Regions from separate parts of the Homo sapiens genome. Here region 1 is linked to region 2. The links are chromatin loops, found by intact Hi-C in ENCODE. Cell type or tissue: Caco-2. All regions are shown on one strand. Each heading gives the region's core, and the rest is flanking DNA. Links, peaks and the distances in the headings are about the cores only. Region 1 holds the start of LINC02428 (long intergenic non-protein coding RNA 2428). Region 2 has its middle 63 kb from the start of LINC02428.

The links. A loop is a pair of places that touch in the nucleus more often than their neighbours do. Peaks named below come from ENCODE experiments on the same cell type or tissue, not always from the same donor. Only the 100,000 strongest peaks of a DNase experiment are listed, where the experiment ranks them.
Region 1: a loop joins it to region 2, with 6 times the contacts of the local background. A loop is called at or near these places in 2 of 110 quality-filtered maps.

The regions. Positions count from the first base shown.
Region 1 is chr4:103,421,588-103,431,603 of GRCh38, forward strand. LINC02428 (long intergenic non-protein coding RNA 2428) reads left to right here and starts at 3,455. Exons shown (of 4, transcript NR_125925.1): 1 at 3,455-3,598. RefSeq lists an enhancer at 3,183-3,684. In Caco-2, for the core only: no CTCF peak of the experiment used is centred there; no DNase peak of the experiment used is centred there.
Region 2 is chr4:103,357,053-103,367,068 of GRCh38, forward strand. No RefSeq gene overlaps it. Among named protein-coding and RNA genes, the nearest start is that of LINC02428, 63 kb to the right of the region's middle. In Caco-2, for the core only: no CTCF peak of the experiment used is centred there; a DNase peak (open chromatin) is centred at 5,069.

The DNA of each region.
Region 1 (10,016 bases), core at 658-8,657, 64 kb after region 2:
ATCATTTCCCTAGGTTTTATCAAAGAGAAGAAAAATTGACATAATTTCCCTAGAGTTTATAAGGGTTTACCTTTCTCTGATAAACAATTTTGCACCTCTACCTCATTCAACCCACAAGACACATATGAAAATCTCTGTGGAGGAGAAAGGGAGGATGCTAGAATATGGACTTCAGTAGGGAGGTCAGTGCTTAAGGTGGTAGGTTGTTCCCATTCCTTTTGAAAGGAAAGAGGCTATGGGTACGATAGACTTCTTTTTTTTATTCTTCCTGAAACAATATAGTGTAACAGCTATTTACATAGCACTTACATTGTCTCAAGTATTACAAGTAATCTAGAGATGAGATAAAGTGTATGGGAGGATATGCATAGGCTATATGCAAATATTCAGCCATTTTATGTAAGAGACTTGAGCGCCTGTGGAATTTGGAATCCTCCAGAGGTCCTGGAGCCAATCCCCCATGGATACCGAGGGATGACTGTACATCATACTTTCATTTATTTAAAATTATATGTATTAGGTTGGTGCAAAAGTGACTGTGGTTTTTGCCATTTTTTTTTAAAGCTATGGCAAAAACTGCAATTACTTTTGCACCAACCTAATATAAATCCTACGTCACTTTTCATCAGCAACTGGTAAACCAAGAATCAGGGACCATCCTAGGCAAAGAGAACTAGAAAGATTGTTCTTGCTCTTCAGAACAGTTGTTCAAATGATACCCTGTGGATCTGATTCCATTATAATTTCCCAGGGTGCTTATTAAATAAGCAGATTACTGGATCTACCACAGATTCACTGAATCAGAATTTAGAGCTGAGGCTAGAAGGCTGCATCCTTAGCAAGTGCCTTTGATGACTCCTATGGTTCCTGATGTTTTATAACCTTTGTTCCAGAAATCCACACTATCTAACACGAGACAATATAACATACATGAAGAGGCCACAAAATAGTGAGCAAAATCATTTTACAGACTATAAATCTTTTTATTACATTCATGGCTTAGCCCAAGGATGAACCCATAGTAGATGCTTAATATTTGCAAGTAATAATGAGATAGTTTATATACTAGAACACTGAATCATCATGGTGACCTAAGTATTTGGAATTTTTAACATGACATCTTCAGTTATTTTTGATTTCAAAGAAAAGAGCCACTCCTTACTTTTTATTTTGAAATGTGGCATAAACCTGTTTGATTTTCACAATTTTAAAATGATGGGAAAAAAATTGAAAGGTTTTGTGGGAGAAGAAGTACAAATAGGTCCATAAAATATGTCTAAGATTGACTTGTAAAAAATAAAGAGAATCTCTAAGTGCCAAAAGTTTTTTCTGTGCTTACTGACATATCTTTAATCTCACAAAATGCTCTACCCCGTGGAAGAGGGCAGCAGATATAATAAGTAATGTATTAATCATTTATTTGAAACTCTGTTGATCCTAGTCTGACAAAATGAAATAAAGATTGATCCAATTTATTAAGGCCTATGCCTGCTAGAAACAGAGGCTTAATGAAATATGGTTTATTTTTCTCACATAACAACTCTCTAGGCAGGTGATGGTGGGTGTTGTTAGCCTCTCTCTGGTGTCATCCAGAATCCATATCCTTGTTATGTCTGCTCCACCATCCTCATCTTGTAATTTTTAGTTTTAGGTTTATCATTTCATGGGCTTAAGGTGGCTGCTGCAATTCCTGGCTTTATGCACATGTTTAAGGCTGGAGGGAGCTAGCAAATGTGCCATTTTCTGTTTTTCTTTTTTTTTTTTTTTTTTTTGTCAACAAATAAATTTTTTCCTGGAAACTCTAAACTGGTATTTGTTTTTCGACTTGTGGCCCTTAGGTCAGAACCCTGTCACATGGCTACCCATTACGGTGAGTCTGGGAAAGTGAGTATCCAGCTTTCTGAATTCTAAAGTGGGCAGCAATGGAAGTAGCAGTTGCAAAATGACTTCTGAGTTGGCTAAAGGACAATGTCTGCCACAATATTCTCTCATTACCAATGACCCAGGACTTGGACTCTTTAAGAACAGGAGAGCTGAGAGCTGAACTACTGGAAGGGTAGCTTCACTGCTATGTTAGGCTTGCTTCTTCACCTGAAAGTTCTTTCAGAATCTTGGTTGTGTGTTACCTGCTGTGCATTCTAGCCCTGCACATGATATTTGTCTCCTAGACTGACTGCTTCTTATTCCTTTTCCCTTTCTGGTAAGCAGTATAGGTTAGTGGTGGGGAGTGCAGGTTCTGGAAGCAGAAAGTCTGGGTTTAAATCCTGGCTGGCCTACTTATTAGCTGTGTGATCCTGAGCAAGTTATTTAACTTCTGTCAGTCTTTTTATCCTCATTCATCAAGTATAAATAGCAGTGGTACCTATCCCACAGATTTGTTATAAAAATGCAATGACATCACCTCATAAAAGTATATCATGACCATGCTAAGCATGTTAAGTGGTTGGAAAATGTTAATAATTATTATTAATTTCTTATTGTTTTGACTCATATCTAGATCTATCAATGTATGTAATCACAATGCTTGGCACATAGAACACACAGAACTCAGCTCACTTTTTTGTGCATAAAGATATGTAATTATGTAACTTTGTGTATGTGTATGTGTGTGTTATGTTTGTGTGATTTGTGAAGGTGTTGTGCAGATAAAATCTTTTTACAGAAATGCCCAAGGCCCCTGGATTTCTGCCTCTTAGAGAAAGATTATTCAAGTGGACTATATTTGCAAAACCAATTTTCTAAGAAACCAGATTTTTAAAAATAAATTTCTAAAATCCCTATGTTGTCTTTTATTAAAATTATATATTTCTCTTGGTCTTTTAGTATACTGTACATAGACTGTGTTATTTTGTTAGATTTTCCCCAGTTATTTCTTTTTGGGGGAGCAGATATTAGTAAAAGATAAAATGGCACCCAAGAATATTTTTCAAGAACAAAATACATGGCTTAAGAAAAAGAATAACCTGTCTGAGGAATGGTAGGAAGGACATTTGGAAATGAACATGCCTCAGTGTTGAGGAAGATGCTGACCAGAAATGTGTAAGCAATCTGGAGACAAACTGTTGCTTTCTTTATAATTTTACTCCTATTCAGTTCTGGTTTCATCTTTCCATTAATACATATTCACTTTATAATGTAGGGAGCACTCTTTCTTGCCTTTGGGATTTAAGTAATTGAAGTTAATCTTTTTGAAAGAGATCTCAGTTGGATTGATCTAAGATTGAAAAGGTCATTAAGAGGAAATTAATAAAAGGGAACTCTTTAAGGTGGGTAACGCAGGTATTATAGTCTTAGCCCCTGGAATATGACCCAGTGGGCAGAGTAAGCCCTGGCAAAGCAAGGCACACAGCCAAATGTTAGCTTTTCACATGCAAAAACAGGATTATGCAATAGTACAGACTTTGCAAGTCTATTGTTTACAGAAGGAATTAAGCAACATTTGTTTACCTACTTCATTATTATACCAGCAATCCAGCCTGAAGGACTTAGCTCATAGATGTCTTCTGAAATGTGGAAGAAATACTTTCGTTTGTCATAAAACCTCAGCAGGAGATTGGAGTCTGGAAGAGGGAGGGGAGAAGAGGAGGACCTCAGGGAGGCAAGTTAAACAGTCCAGTTTTTGCATCTTAATTTCCTTCTCTGTGCTTTTGTCTTTCAAGGGGTGGTGCCGGGCACAGGTATTTTAGATAAATAAGTGGGATGGCAAGAGAAGGACCTTTTTACTGCTTACCCATTTATTGGGTGACAATCCAGTATGCTGTCCAGAATGCAATATTTTTGAGAGTAAAAGAAATCATACTGGGCCAGATCATAAAACCCAGCATTTTTTAGACAAACTGATATAGTGTATATGGTTAACTTACTTTGTACGAAGAAGGTATAACAAACTCACTTTAGAGGACAGTGGTACAGTCTGATAGAGTGAGTACCCAGTTAACTCTCTGTGTGTTATGTCAGCTGGCTTTGTATCAGGAAGCTTCTGGTGAGTTTAGGTGACCCCTTAGCAGAGGCAGGTGGAAAATTCCAGGCTAGGAGGCTGGATGGAGTAGATGGTAAACACTCAAGGGTCAGTGGTCTATGATGAGAGCACAAGCCAAGAACCAACCATGAGGATTCCAAGGGGAGCCTGGGTTATCAGAAGCCATTAGAGCTGCAGTGACCAGATTAAAAAGGACATTGCCCCAAGAGTGTCTGCATGAAATAAGGGATATCCTTGCTTGTTTGTGACCCAAGGATATGTAAGCCATACATTTTTCCCTTTATATCCCTCAATGTTAGAGAGAGAAACAGAAAATATGGTGGCTATATGGGATATGAAATATTTGTATTAATAAAAATGTTAATAGAAATTGCATGGCCTTTTAATTTATGGTGTGGGACTAAATTTAAACTACAAATGTAGTTGAGTTTCTATTTTGTGGAGAGATTATTTATGAACAAAATAAAGGAGTTACAACTCTTTATAAATAAGTCATACTATAAAATGTGTGACCCTCCTTGTTGCATTTAAAAAGGCTATATATTTTTTGATAGTGAGATCTTTTCCCTCTGTATTTCTCTCCAAAAATCTTAATAATGTCACCATTTTATTAAATCATTTGATAGGATCAATACTTTATATGAACTATCTCATCTGAGCAGCCCCAAGAAACCTGTAAAACAGGCATTATTGTCCTATTTTATAGGTAAATTAGCCAAGGATAAGATAAATCGAAGGGATTCATCAAGTTCACCTAGATAATAAGTGGTAGAGCTTGGATTTAGAACCAAGCCAAAACACTCACATGGCTTACCTATTACTTTTCATTCTAAGCGGCCTTATTTTATCACAAATAGATTGAGATGAATGCATTGAACCCTTGACTTCTAAACTCTCTTCTATATGATTTTAAATTTAGTTAATTACTGAACATTTCATATTCTTATATCTGCTCAACTAGATTCAAAATTCTTCAGTGCTTCCTTTTTTAATCTCTGTGTTTATTGCATTATTGTTGTCTTTAGACATATTCATTCATTCAAGAAGTATTTATTGAGCACCTATTATTGCCAGAAACTGTCTCAAGTGTCTGATATATATATATGTATTTATATATATAATATATAAAAATATAATATGTAATATAATACATAAATTTATATATATATAAAAATACATAAAACTGACAACAACCTTTGTCCCTTTGGAACTTACCTTTTATTGATGGAGGCAAAAAATAAAATGAGTGAGTTAATTTTAAGATATAGTAGAAGGTATTAAGTACAATGCACAAAAAAGTAAAGCAGAGTTAAGTGAAATTGAGAATGGGAATGGGTTACTATTTTAAGAAACATGATAAGATTAGGTCCATTGAGAAAATTTCATCTGAAAAATGCCTGAGGGAATGTCTGTGCACATGTTCAGAGGAAGAGCAGTTTATGTGGAGGGAAGCAGGCAGTGCAAGAGGCTTGAGGTACATGTGGCCAGAATAGAATAAGTGAAATAAAGTCAGAGAAAGAACAATTTTGGGTGTTGTCTGAATAGATCTTATGGGAACTTGAAAGTCATTGCAAGAAATTTCACAAGATTTCAATGAGATAAATAACTTCCTATTTCTTATTAATATCCAGTATGGCTATAAGAATAGACGTTGCTATAAAAGCTTTTATTGACACATGTTGACATCCAGACATATTATGCTGACATTTTTGTTTATGAACCACAGTCTATCATAGATTATTAACAAATTATTGGTTTATGTACTCAGATACTCAGACAGTGATTTTTAGTTACCAGACCACGGTAATCACAGAGTTTCTCCCTGCCATCTTTGGTTAACTGATATGTATCAATTTTATTTTATTTTATTTTTTTTTTTACCATCACATACCTCAAGATCTGGTAACACCATGGGAAGATTGTATTTCAAGAGTTTTCTTTTATTTTTTTTTTCTTCCCTCCCTTAACATTATGCTAAGTAATCAGGAAGAAGGAGTTAAGGGAGCTTCTTTTCATGGACTAGACTCTAGGGAAAAAAGATTGATGATATTTGGTAGAAGGAAAAGTCTTATCTCTAAAATGCCCTCAGTATTATGTCAGGCTAAGCATTACCTGTGGCAAACAAAACTAGGATGATGAGCTTCATGCTTGGAGAATGTCTCTTAAGCTATGAAATCCTCTGAGCCTCCATTAGAGACCTCATCCCTTCTTAACAAGAAGGGTATTCCAGACCCAGCAAAGAAGGGCTTCGGGAGCTACTCTTGACATCCCAGTCCTTTCCCTGCTTGTCTGATCCTTTTATTTGAAATTACTTAGTAGATTGAGGTACTAGTTAAAGCCTCTGATTCATGTTAGTCTGTTTTGACAATCTAATCCTGTGTTAGCCCAGTGATAGAGGGAATCTTAAAAAAATGTTACTTCTAAGAAAGGACAAAATTTGGCACAGGTTCATAGACTGTTGTTTATAAATTCAAGGGCTTAGGTATCTTCTGAATAACAGTATTTTGGAAAAATTGCACTCTAAATATTTTGAGTGGAGTCTGAAGATAAATGGTTCATCACTAAGAGTTAAGAAGATTACATTTTAGCAGAGGAAAAATCCATACAGGTCGTCCCTTCAAATTTTATAATTGGGAACTATTAGCTCATTTAAGTGATTTTGCCATTGTTTGAAACTTCTGAAATTCCTCTTCTAAGATTTGTTTTGGAAACTGTGTATTTTAAACATGTCTTCCAATGTGGCATATCTTTACCCTTTGAAGGAGTATTTCATTTTTGAAAATACTTAGGAGCTACTCCAAAAAAACTGTTATGATAATAGATATTTGAGAATAGCAGATATTTGAGAATTTTTTAAAAAATGTGAGAATATATAGTAATGTTACTTGTTGTCTTGAACATTTTGTAAACTGAGTGATAATTCCCAAAGTGACATGCAAAACTATATCATCAAAAATTGCTTCATCAGAATGACTTATATTTTCCCAAAATGACTGCTTTGAAGGACAACATTCATTTGACTACATTTCTCCTCATCACCTACCCTGATCATCCTATTTAAAATATCTAGTTTGATCACTCTATTTAAAATAGCTATTTCTAATCAAGATCTCTGTTCAGTGCATAATTCTCCCATGTCATTTTTAATAATTGCTATTTATAAAGAACAGAACTGTCTTAATATTGTATATTTCAGTTTTCTCATAATAACAATGGCTATGACTCAGAGCAAAAAGTATAATTTTCCCAGTAGGGACCTGTGGGAATAAATATATATATATATATATTTTATTACGAACCTAAGGAAAATCTACTGCATTGTATTTACCTACAAAAATGAAAACAAAAACACAACAACAAAAACCTTCTAAAAATAGCTAGTGATTACAAGAAATAACACTCTGCAGACCTTCTTCTGTGTAACGCAAGGTGTTTGCTTATTGTGCTTCCTTTATCCAGATCTGAACACTGTGATCCAGTTTCTGTTGAGGTGACATAATTTCTTTCCTAACAAAAGAGTCATAAATTTAGGAGCAACTTACATAAAGTTTGAGATGAGTTAGATTGCCCTAAAAACTGAAGAATACTCAATTTGCTTCATGCTGTACATGAGATTATGTGTAAATGTGTGTGTGTAAAAATAAATACTATACACACTTATTTTTAACTCAAGTATTACAAGGTAAAATGTAAAATACTGGTGTGTGCACCAGTTGGGGTCCTCTGAAGGAGAAGATGCTGAGAGACAATTAGCAGTCCAAGAAGTTTATTGGAGGTAATGCCCATGAAAGACAAAGGGAGGAGGAAGCCAATTTTACACCTGAAAAGGAAACCGGAGGAAGGGGAGCGAGATGGGGCAGGAAGAGCCTCAGTCTGCGATGCAGATGCGAGTCAGTATCCGACAAACCAACAGGGGGCTCCAGATCAAAGAGGCCTGCTGGGAGTCTGACAGTTGGCAGAAATGACTAGGTCCTGGTACCTGCAGCACACTCAGTCATTGGCTGGGGGGTGTGGGGGAAGAGCGTGGCCTCTGCTGGAAAGCCGAGGTAGACACTGAAGGCAATAACAGCTGGGAGCTGTCAGTAACTGCATTTCTTGAAGCTGAAAAAGAAGTTTTTTCTTGAAGACAGATATGAGTAGCACATCTCCATGGCTGCCACAGTGTGTGTGTTTGTATTTTGACACTACTATGGTCAAAGCACAGTTGAAACAAAGTTCTCTATCATTGAAAGTCTACCTTCTTGTGAGGTATTCTGACATTACAACACATATTAACAGATTACATAAGCTTGCCTGATTTTCCTTGGAAAAACTATATGTAGTTGGCTTGATTTGGGTACATTTAAAGAGATTGACGTTACTAAAATATTCCATACTCCTGACCAATGGCAACAATCTTACCATTAGAATTAGGTAAGCCTGGACAACCAGGACAGGTGGGAATGGGAACCCTGGAATCAAATCCGCAACACAGAGCAAGCACAATTATAACTACCACATTCATTTTCCTCTTCGTATTTGGGGTAGAGGACATGAAGAAGGGAAAATGAGATGGAGTTTGCAGAGGAATTCTAGAAAAGTTTATCTTTGTTCAGAAGTAGGAAAATAAAAATAAAACCTGTGAAAGAAGAACTGGATTAAGATCTCCTTTATTTCCCTGGTCATTGACTTACCCACAAAGGTATGTCTAATATATAAATGGAATCAGATATTAACCCTGGAAAACACATTGGTAGCATATATTACTAAATCTTATTTTATTAGTATTTTTATGTTAATTTTCATAATATTTTATGAAAAGTTTAGTATGTTAAGACTCTGTGGTACCAAGAATAGAATAAAGGATGGGTTAGAATAATAGAGAGGCTAATAGGGAGTTTTGTAGGTCAGAAAATTCTTTTAGCTTCTTTTTAAACACCTCTGCTGATTTTTCCCTATGGAAAGAAAAGTGAAAAACATAGGTAACACATTGTGATACAAAACACAGAAATATATTGGATTTACAGATTCTTTCTTTCCTTCATAAAATTTAGCATTTGTACCTTTTAGTTCTCATCAAAAGTCTGTTGATATAATTTTATGCATCAGTTTTGAAACGTATAGCTAGTATACAGGTAAATAAATATTTCACGTGGTTTATGAACCTACAATGTTTAGAACATCTTCTCAATTAATGATCAGATATTTATTTGGCACCTACAATATGACTCAAAATTTGGAATTGCATTGTGTGTCATACACAGGAAAAGTAAGTCTTTAACAACTATGAATCTCTAACCTATTTGAAGAGGTGAGAAAAATGCACAAAATACAAAGATACAAAGAGGGACTGATACAAGGCAATATATACTTAAGGGCTTAAATAATAGTGGCTTTGAGATGGGTGAGTTGATTGGGCTGGTTCTAGAAAATTTGTGGAGAAAATTGGATTTAAGCTGGACAATGAAAATGAGTAGGTTTTGAATAGACAAAGAAGCAATAGCAGAAATCATGTAAGCAAAATCAGAGACATCAGTGGGCATTAGTGTGGTATATAGACATTAAGAGAATGATTGGATTTGGTTGGATGACTTACGCTGAGAGAGGAGAGGGAAATATAGTTGACCCTAGAGTCCTGATTATGGAGGTCTTGGGCTAGACAGGGCATAAGAGGCAATAAACAATTGTTGTAATAATAAAATGTAATTAGTGTAGGTTTTACTATTGTTAGCTCAAGCATAATTGTTTAGCATTTCTTTTCTATTCTACCCCTTTTCTGAGGACTCAACCTTTTGTTTTGGAAAGCTTATGAAAGTTATAGACTGTTGAAAAATGTTAGTCTACATAGAGTTTGGATGAAGCGCAGCAAATTCCTAGCTGTGGGAAGATGTTTCCACCAACAGTTCTGTGGGAGACAGACAGACTTTTGCTGCTAGAAGGCTCCCACCAGGCAGCTACAAAGGCACAGCTAGCAGGGCTACTTATCACAGGGATGGATGGACAGTCGGCTTGCCTGGCTCCCTCCTGCCTAACCCTATTGCTGATCTGACAATGCTCA
Region 2 (10,016 bases), core at 877-8,876:
GAAGCTGGGAAAGGCAAGAAAAAGGATTCTTCCCTAGGACTCCTAGTATGAACACATCCCTGCCAAACTTTTAGCCCAATGAGACCCATTATCGACTTCCAACCACCAGAACTATAAATAATAAATCTGAGTTGTTTTAATCTACTAAGGTTTGGTACTTTGTTTTAGCAATGATAAAAAACACATGCTTAACCTCTACAACTAATATCAAATATAAAAATAGAGTTCTCCTGGCTGTAGCAGGGAGTAGGGAGGCAACGTTTTCTCTCCAATCTCTGCAGTGGTTCTCTAAGAAACATGGCAAAAGCCTGGAAAGGTTTTGTGTGTATGGTACATCTAGGCTCATAGTACCATAATCAGCCTTCCAGAAAGATTCCCCAAGCATTGCAACAAGTAAGCAGAAACATATGAAATAAAAATAGCCAACCTAACAAAAAAAATGAGTATCCTTTTGTACATCTGAGTTTTAAAATTGAAATTAAGTAGATATTTCCTGATTTCATACCATCAATATTTTCTTATCATAGAGTGGATACACACAGAAAAATTACTGTAGATAATTCCTTACAGGATAAATCAGTTTTTGAAATAAAATCACAATTTAAATGAATAAAAAAAATTCCTTCACAAAATATGCCTAAATTGACTCTGGGATATAGACCACTAATTTTGCTTGAAGCAAGATGCAATCATGCTTCCAATGATAAATCATTTTCCAATTCTAGTAACATCTTGATTGTTCTCTCTAGATATTCACAAATTCTGCACATCACACTAGCTGAGAAAAGCAGAAATGAATATATTACTTTAATGAGTAATATATTTAATATTTAATGAGTGCCTTAGTCCATTTAGGCTGCTATAACAACATACCTTTGACTGGTAATTTATAATCAGAATTTATTGCTTACAGTTCTGGAGACTGGGAAGTCCAAGATCAAGGCACCAGCAGATGTGGTGTCCTGTATGGACCTGTTCCTTATAGATATCACCTTCTTTCTGCATCCTCACATGGCAGAAGAGGGAAAGTGCTAATAAGCTCCCTAAGGCCTTTTTTATAAGGCACTAATCCCATTACCTAAATGGCTTCAATGTCATAACTGATCATCTTTTCTCACTTTCTGTCTCTAAAATAATAGACCCTTATTATTTTCACAGGTGTCAACAATATCATTAAACATGCACTCTTTAAAATTTTAAACATAAGATTAAAATGTAATTTAATGTCTAATACTTAAATAAAACAAATTATGTTTTTATTTTTAAACACCTTTATTTGAGGTACAACATACATACCAAAATATTTAACAATTACAAGTGTACAATTCAATGAATTTTAGTAATGCCACAGAGCTATGCAACTATCCTCGCAATTTTAGAATATTTTCGTTTCTCCAAAAGGATCCTCATGTCTATTTTACTTGCCTTGGCATCGTTTTAGAAAATCCCTTGAATGTAAATGTAAGGATTTATTTCTGAATTCCTGATTATAGTTCATTGATATGTCTACCTTTAGACAAATGCCACATTTTAATTACAATAGCTCTGGTTTTAATTACAATAGCTTTGTAGTAAGCTTTGAAATCAGTGTGAGGTCTCCAACTTTGTTCTTCATTTCAAGACTGTTTTGGCTATTTTGTGTCCCTTTGCAATTCCATGTGAATTTTAGGATCAGCTTGTCAATTTTTGCAAAAAAAAAAAAAAAAAAAAAGCAGCTGAGATTTTTGACTCGGATTGTATTGAACTTGTAGATCAATACATCAATTTGGGAGTATCATCATCTTAATATTAAGTCTTCCAATTCATGAACTACAAATAATTGTTAATTTGTTTAAATCTTACTCCAAATTCCAATTCTAAAAATTTCTGTTCCCCTCCCCCACTGCCCCCAGTTGTGTCCTTAAGAGTATTTCTTGATAGACACAAGAAACTAGTACTGGTTGTTGCTGCTAGGAAAACACCTAGGTGGCTTTGAGACAGGAAGGGAAGAGGACTAACGTAGTTTGAATTTGCGTCCCCACCCAAACCTCATGTTGAATTATAATCCTCAGTGGAGGAGGGGCCTGGTGGGAGGTGACTGAATTATGGAGGTGGACTTCCCCCTTGCTGTTCTCATAATATTGAGTTCTCATGAAATCTCACTTAAAAGTTTGAAAGTGTGTGGCACATCCCTTTCCTCCTCCTGCTCTAGCCATGTAACATGTTCCTCCTTCCTCTTTGCCTTCTGCCATAATTATAAGTTTCCTGATGCCTCCCCATCCAGGCTTCCTATAAAGCCTACAGAACCATGAGCCAATTAAATCACTTTTCTTTATAAATTACTCAGTTTCAGGTTTTTCTTCACTGCAGTGTGACAATGGATTAACAAAGAAAATTGGTACCAGGAGTAAGGTGTCACTATAAAGATACCTGAAAACGTGGAAACAGCTTTGGAACTGGGTAATAGGCGGAGGTTGGAACAGTTTGGAGGGCTCCGAAAAAGATAGAAAGATGAAGGAAGTTTCTAGAGACTTTTTGAATGGTTGTGACTGAAATGCTGATAGTGATATGGATAGTGAAGTCCAGGCTGATGTGGTCTCCGAGATGAGGAACTTGTTGGGAGCTAGAGTAAAAGTCACTCTTGTTATGCTTTAGCAAAGAGACTGGCAGCAGTGTGCCTCTGCTCCAGGGACCTGTCAAACTTTGAATTTGAGAGTGATGATTTAGGGTATCTGACAGAAGAAATTTCTAAGCAGCAAAGTGTTCAAGATTTGGCCTGGCCGTTTCTAACAGCATATGGTCATATGCATGTGAAGAGAGATGATCTGAATCTGGAACTTATATTTAAAAGGGAAGCAGAGCATAAAAGTTTAGAAAATTGCAGCCTCTTCTTTAGGTGGAAGAGAAAAACCCATTTTCTGGAGAGGAATTCAAACCAGTGGCAGAAATTTGCATAAGTAAAGAGGAGTGCAATGTTAATAGCCAAGACAATGGGGAAAATGCCTCAAAGGCATTTCAGAGAACTTCACAGCAGCCCCTCCCATTCACAGGCCTGGAGGCATAGGAGGAAAGAATGGTTTCATGGGCCAGGCCCAGGTCCCTGCTCCCCTGTGCAACCTCGGGACACTGATCTCTGCGTCCTAGACATGCCAGCTCCAGCTGTGGCTAAAAGGGCCCCAGATATGTCTCAGGCTGCTGCTTCAGAGGGTGTAAGCCATAAACATTGGTGGCTTCAATGTGGTATTAAGCTTGTGTGTGCCCAGAGGGCAAGAGTTGAGGCTTGGGAGCCTCTGCCTAAATTTCAGAAGATATATGGAAATGCCTGGATGTCCAGGCAGAAGTCTGCTGCAGGGGCAGAGTGCTCATGGAGAACCTCTACTAAGGCAGCATGGAGGGGAAATGTGGCATTGGAACCCCCACACAGAGTCCCCAGTGGAGCACTGCCTAGTGGAGCTGTGAGCAGAAGGTCACTGTTCTCCAGACCCCAGAATGGTAGATCCCCTGACAGCTTGCATTGTGCACCTGGAAAAGCCACAGGCACTCAGTACCAGTTGTGAAAGCAGCTGTAGGGGCTGTGCTCTGCAGAGCCACAGGGGTGTAGCTGTCCAAGGTTTTGGGAGACCACCTCTTGCATCAGTGTGGTCTGGATGTGAGACATGAAGTCAAAGGAAATTATTTTGGACCTTTAAGATTTAATGACTGCCTTGCCAGGTTTTGGACTTGCATGGGGCCTGTAGCCCTTTCATTTTGGCTGATTTCTCCCTTTTGGGACAGGAGTATTTAGCCAATGCCTGTACTCTCATTGTATCTTGGAAGTAACTAACTTGTTTTCGATTTTATAGGTTCATATGGAGAAGAGACTTGCCTTGTCTCAGATGAGACTTTGGACTGTGAACTTTTGAGTTAATGCTGGAATGAGTTAAGACTTAGGGGATCACTGGGAAAGGTTGATTGTATTTTGCTGTGTGAGAAGGACATGAGATTTGATAGGGGCCAGGGGCAGAATGATATGGTTTGAATCTGTGTAACTACCCAAATCTCATGTCAAATTGTAATCCTCAGTGTTGGAGGAGGGGGCTGGTGGGAGGTTACTGGATCATGGGGGTGGACTTCCCCCTTGCTGTTCTTGTCATAGTGAGTTCTCATGAGATCTGGTTGTTTAAAAGTGTGAAATGTGTGGCACCTCCCCCGTGCTCTTCCTCCTGTTTCAGCCATGTAAGAGATGCCTCCTTCCTCTTCTGCCATAATTGTAAGTTTCCTGAGGCCTCCCCAGACATGTTTCCAGTACAGCCTGTGGGACCATGAGCCAATTAAACCTCTTTTCTTTATAAAATGCCCAGTTTCAGGTATTTCTTGAATGGACTAATATAAGGACTTATATTTTACTTTCTACCCTTTTGCACTTTTTGGATTTTACACACTGCACATGTATAAGTTATTTAAAAATTAAATTTACTAAACTGTGCTCCCAGTTTTTTGAGGTGCAATAAGATGCACAGACATGAATGTGTTAGATGGGTCATATTTGTGTAATTAATTCCTGTTCTGCTCTTAGACTTCTCTGAACATTGCCTCACGTTGTTAGTGAAAGTTCCCAGTTCTTGTCAACTTGGGAGAAAGATTTCAGGCAAGAGAAGATTTAAAGATGAGAGAAAGCTTTAATGAAAGGAAATAGGGAGAAAGAGCTTGTTGTAGGACAAAGTAAGTATTCTCCCAGACAAGAGTGGGCTGATCCTGCAGGAAAACATCTTCGAGGGTCCTGTTCTGTGAGTTTTAACATGTAGAGCTCCCTTTCAAGTTCCCACTTCTGTCTTAAGTAAGTCTCCACCTTTTTCCTTTGTCTACTTTTCCTGCTTCTGCTTTAAGTCTCCACTTTTTTTCCTGCCTATGCTGGTGGGATTCTTCAATATGTTTGTTAATACCCATGCACAAGTTGGTGATCAATATGAATCTTGCTTAATGGCATCCCTGCTCATTACTGCCACTCCAGGAAGGTTGTATGGCAGTCAAATATCTATCTATTGCACCTGAATATCTCTTAGGAATGTCCTCCCTTGCTCTCCTGTGTACTTGTGGCACCAGTGTACCTCTTAGGAATGTCCCCTTTTGCCCTCTTTCTGTCCTTATCAGCATGTACCTACTGACATTGTGACATTTTCACTGCAGAGTGAATGATTACTGGGGCATCTTAAAAGGAATTCCAGGGCATTTCTTTCTGCCTAGGTACTTCCTCTCCTTCTTGCCCACCCCCTCCAGCATTAGAGATTCTATTGCTATGAAAATTTTGGGTGGTCCCTTGGGTCTGAGACTCTCCAGACCTTTCCTTTCTCAAGTGGTCCCCCTCCTGCTCATGTCTGGCTATCTGCATACTCTAACAACATCAGGCTATCTCATATCTATTTCTTACCACCTCTCCAGTTTCTCTTCTTAATCCTCATGCACAATTTTATCTGTTTTTGGCTCTCATTCTTCTCGATATTTTAGTTAGCTATTGATCAGTTTGCTTTCTTCTGGCTTAAACCAGGTACTTATAAGCAAGTATAGACTGTTCTCTCTTCCCTTTTCCATTCCTGGCTACCTTCTACTTCCTGCCTCACCCTAATATAATCTATAGTACCACAATTTTATCTCACTTTTGTAGGGTAAGATAAATTTTTTTATCTACTTTTGTAGGTATTTTACTTTTATCTTACTTTTGTACTATTTCTTACCCTAGAAAGGCTGTATTTCAGACACTTTCTTCCTCTCTTTGAACCATTAACTTAGATTTCCTAATTTCTTACCTGTATGTCTTGAATCTTGTACTTATTTTTGCTAATATATATTTTTAAGTAGGTAGTCATAAAATATACTCTCTGTAACATGGATTTTATTTCAAAACTTGTAAGTATTAAAATATAAAATAAAATAACCCATGTATTAAATCAATATTTATTAACAAAATGATTGTGAGTTAAGATACAGTACCTATGAGAATAAAACATGCAAAAATGCTTATTTTCAATTATAAAGATAATTTTTAAAAACTTCAATAGATTTAGAGGTACAAGTGGCTTTTAGTTTCATGGATGGATTTGATAGTGGTGAAGTCTAGGCTTTTAGTGTACCCATCGCCTGAATAGTGTACATTGTATCCAAATATGTAATTCAACTATAAAGATAATTTAAACAGAGTATTTCAAGCAACATACCAAAGATATTTAAACAAATATTTAAAGAAGTACTGTGACTTTATTCTTTTTAATAAAATTATTATTTTTATTACAATGTAATTTATATTTGCTGTGAACAAATCCTATCATTACAAAGCATATAAAAGTTAGTCCACTTGTTATCTCAATCTCTACAGGTCACTTTACATTTTTTTCATACAGATGTATTAAAATATATTAGTTAGAAGATGCTTCCTGCTGTAATTGAATATATGACTAATGGTGACTTAATGATTTAAAACCTTTTCTTATGTCACATAATCAAGAAGCCTGAAGATCAGTGATCCCAGGGTTGGTGGGATGGCTGAGGGCTGTAGGACCCAGCCCCCTTCCCCCTGCTACTTCTTACCTGTTGCCTGTTTTCCCAGGAAGTTTCTTGTCTTGTGGTTATAAGATGGCTGCCACAGCCCCAAGTGCCACATCTTTGTACAAGGGCATTGCAGGTAGTAGGAAATGACTAAATGAAGAAAAGACACTTCCTTTCATCAAGGAGAAAAATAATTCCACAATCTTCTCTACCCCTTGGTCAGACCTGACTCCTTTGGCAAATTTGTGCCAAGAAGGCTGAGAAAGTGAATATGTGGCATATTGGAATGATGATGGAAATGACATGAATATAGTTGGCCAATTACGATCTTTTTCAGAGTTCTAGGAAAATTGTTTCTGCAAAATAATTGTGATTCTTTTTTATTATGAAACAAGAGGAGAAGGGATATTGAGTAGGCTGCTAGTAGCAGCTGCTGCACACATTGTATCAGTGTGTGTGTGTATAAAGACTTAGGTTTGCCTTTAAGTAATTCAGACCCACAATAGCACTCATTTAAACAGAAAGATTGGCCTCTCCCCTGTAAAAGTTCAGAGCAGATAGGACAAAGAATCAGTTTCCTTCTAGATTTCCCCTTTGCCACCTAGAGAATGGGCTTTTTCTCCTTGGTTCGAAATGGTGATCAGCACATGTAAATTCCAAATGGTGGGACGAGAAAGGGACAAGGTCAAAAAGGGTCAAAAGGGCCTGCACTGGCTGTCGTTTAAGTAAGGTTCCTTGAAGCTGCTCTGAAACATTCTGCTTCTGTTCCATTGTCTGATACTTAGTCATGTGGCCATGCCCAGCTGTGAGGGAGCTTGAGAAATGCTCCTTTTATGACCAATGGCTACGTGTTTAGGTAAAAATTAGTGCCTGTGAGAATAGGAGCCCTAAAGAATGAAAGTAAAATGGATTCCAGAGGATTGTTAGTAGTCTCTGCCATTTACGGGCATAAAGGATATTCAATGTTGTCATTATTGTAAAAAGAGCATGATTTTGAAAGTATTTATTTGTATCTTCTTTTTATTTAAAGGAATATTTTTAGGTTAAGGCATGTGCAAGTTGTGGGGAGCCACACCTTTCAGTTGTTTAATTTATCCCTACATTTTTTCCAATCTAGTATTTTGATCAGGACCAAAGCAAACATTACTGAATGACACTGAATTTTCCTATTGTAGACATTTTGAAAAACATTTTTGATAGTTGTCTTTTTGGGCATGACTTGAAATCATAAACATTTCCAAAAAGATGTGAAGAAAAGAACTGAAAGATTTCTCCAGGGTCTTAGTCAACACTATTCAGGTCTTTTATTCTATGAAAGCTGTGTATGAAATCCTGTCACCACAGGGTAAACCATTAAATAGACGGTTCTTTTTCTTTTTTGAGCTTTTCTTTTTGTATTTTTTCTGAATGTTTACCAGATACTAGATATTAGGATTTTATTGAACAGATTTGCGTGTGAAAAGAAAAGCCATAGTAATCTCTTTCATGTGTACTTTTTGAAATTGCTTCTGCACAGATTAAATCTTATATCCAAGCTTAGAAGTAAAAAGCAAGCTAGTCATATAATTGTTCTTCATCTGGCCTGGTTATAGCCTGCTGCAGGAAGCTCATTCAAATATGGGCGCTTCAATATTTCTAGCACAAAATAAAAATCTATCTTTTTTGTTCACCTAAATAATACCATGTCAGTGTATCTTTATTAGCTCTGACTTTGTGAAATGAAGTTTCAAAGTCTACTAAGTATTCTCTAATTCAAATAATTGCTCTAACAGAAGGAAACAAGATAACTGTTTCCCTACTCAAATATCATATAGTCTGTTTTCAATCTGTCTTTCATTGCTGCATTGGTGGAATGCCTGCATTTAAGAGAGAACTTCTGTTTGCCAGTCATTCCTCACAGTGGTGCTGGTGACCAGCTGTCTGAGAATCTACTATTAAGGGTTGCATTCTGCATGCCACATGATGTCTTCTTCCTAATACCGTTTAGCTCTACAATATTCTTTATGAAGTCCCTTAATCACTCCATTATTCCATGTTGCTAAGCGGTCAAGCAACTGCTAGCTACTGAAAGGAGAATTTGCTTCACATATTTTGTACCACATTTAAGTAGGCTTAGATTTTTGTAATGTCACAGATGGTGTAGCACAAATAAGAAGGTTACAGGGACTGTGGTAATATTTGGACTCTGCTTACAACTGGGATTTTTGGAGCTCTTCTCTGTGGCATTGTTTGATTTTGTTTATTTTTTATTGAAGTTCTGCTACTGTATTAGAATATTAGTCATTTATGTTTTATTATATACAGAACATTGTTCTGGGTGCTTTGACAGATATAATACAGCAATAAGAGGATTTTTGCCCATTTATCCATCTAAACTCTTAAAGTAATTGTATGGGGATATAGTAGACATTTCCCCTTTTTACCTCACCCTAACCCCAATATTTGAAGCTTCTTGTAACTTGGGAGACTGCATCTACCTCTCACTAGAGAACCTCCCTTCTTAGCCTTCCTTGTGTCTGTGTAGGCATGACCCTTGACTTAGCTCTGAAAAGCAGGTATATATCCTCAGATAAAGGAGGAACCACTCAAAATGCGTTCTGGTGAAGCAAGGTGGTGGCCACTTCTGAATTCACTTTCCAGAAGCAACAGGCAACAGTAGTAAGGGGTGTAGCAGGAGCACCCAGTGGCTGGCATTGCAGCATTGGAGGTTTTAAGGTGTCTGTATCCACAGGTGGTCATCATGTTGTTTTCATAAGACCAGTTTTGTGATACAAATTTGGGCATTTCCCTGGTGGGGAAGTCTCTATGACTAATTGCTGGGCTCATCTGGAGATTCTGTGAGTTACTAAAAATATTTAATAGAGTGAGAATTTTTACTGCTTGTAACTAAGCATACTGATTGATACAAGAGGCTAGAAGCTATTATACCATTAACAAGTAACAAGGACAGGTAAAATAAAAACTTGGGGGTAGACATATTAACGTGATCTGATGGAGATAGATAAGGGCTCAAAAGATAGGAAAGATTCACACAAGATGTAGATGTGGAGCTCTGCAGCCTTAATTAATTCAACAAATACTGTGAGCTGCTAATGGATAACAGAAATGGTATTACATGCTTAAGATAAAACAATGAGCAAGAATGACACAGTCCTACTTTCATGAAGCTTACAGTACAACGGGGAAGAAATGAATCAAGTTATTATAACAGTTCTGTCAATGTAGAAGAAATGAATTAAGTTATTATAACAGTTCCGTCAATCACTCTGTTGGGAGAAGTAAGAGGATATAATGTAAACCTTTATCAAGGGCACTTGTATCTAGAATACTCAGGTGAGACTTCCTTCCCAGAGAGACTTTAAGAAACATTGACTATGCATGGATCATGCCTGTAATCCCAGCAAATTGAGAGGCTGAGGCAGGAGGATCACTTGGACCCAGCAGTTTAAGACCAGCTTGGGTAACATAGTGAGATCCCATCTGTTAAACAAAAAAAAAAAAAAAAGAAACATTAAATT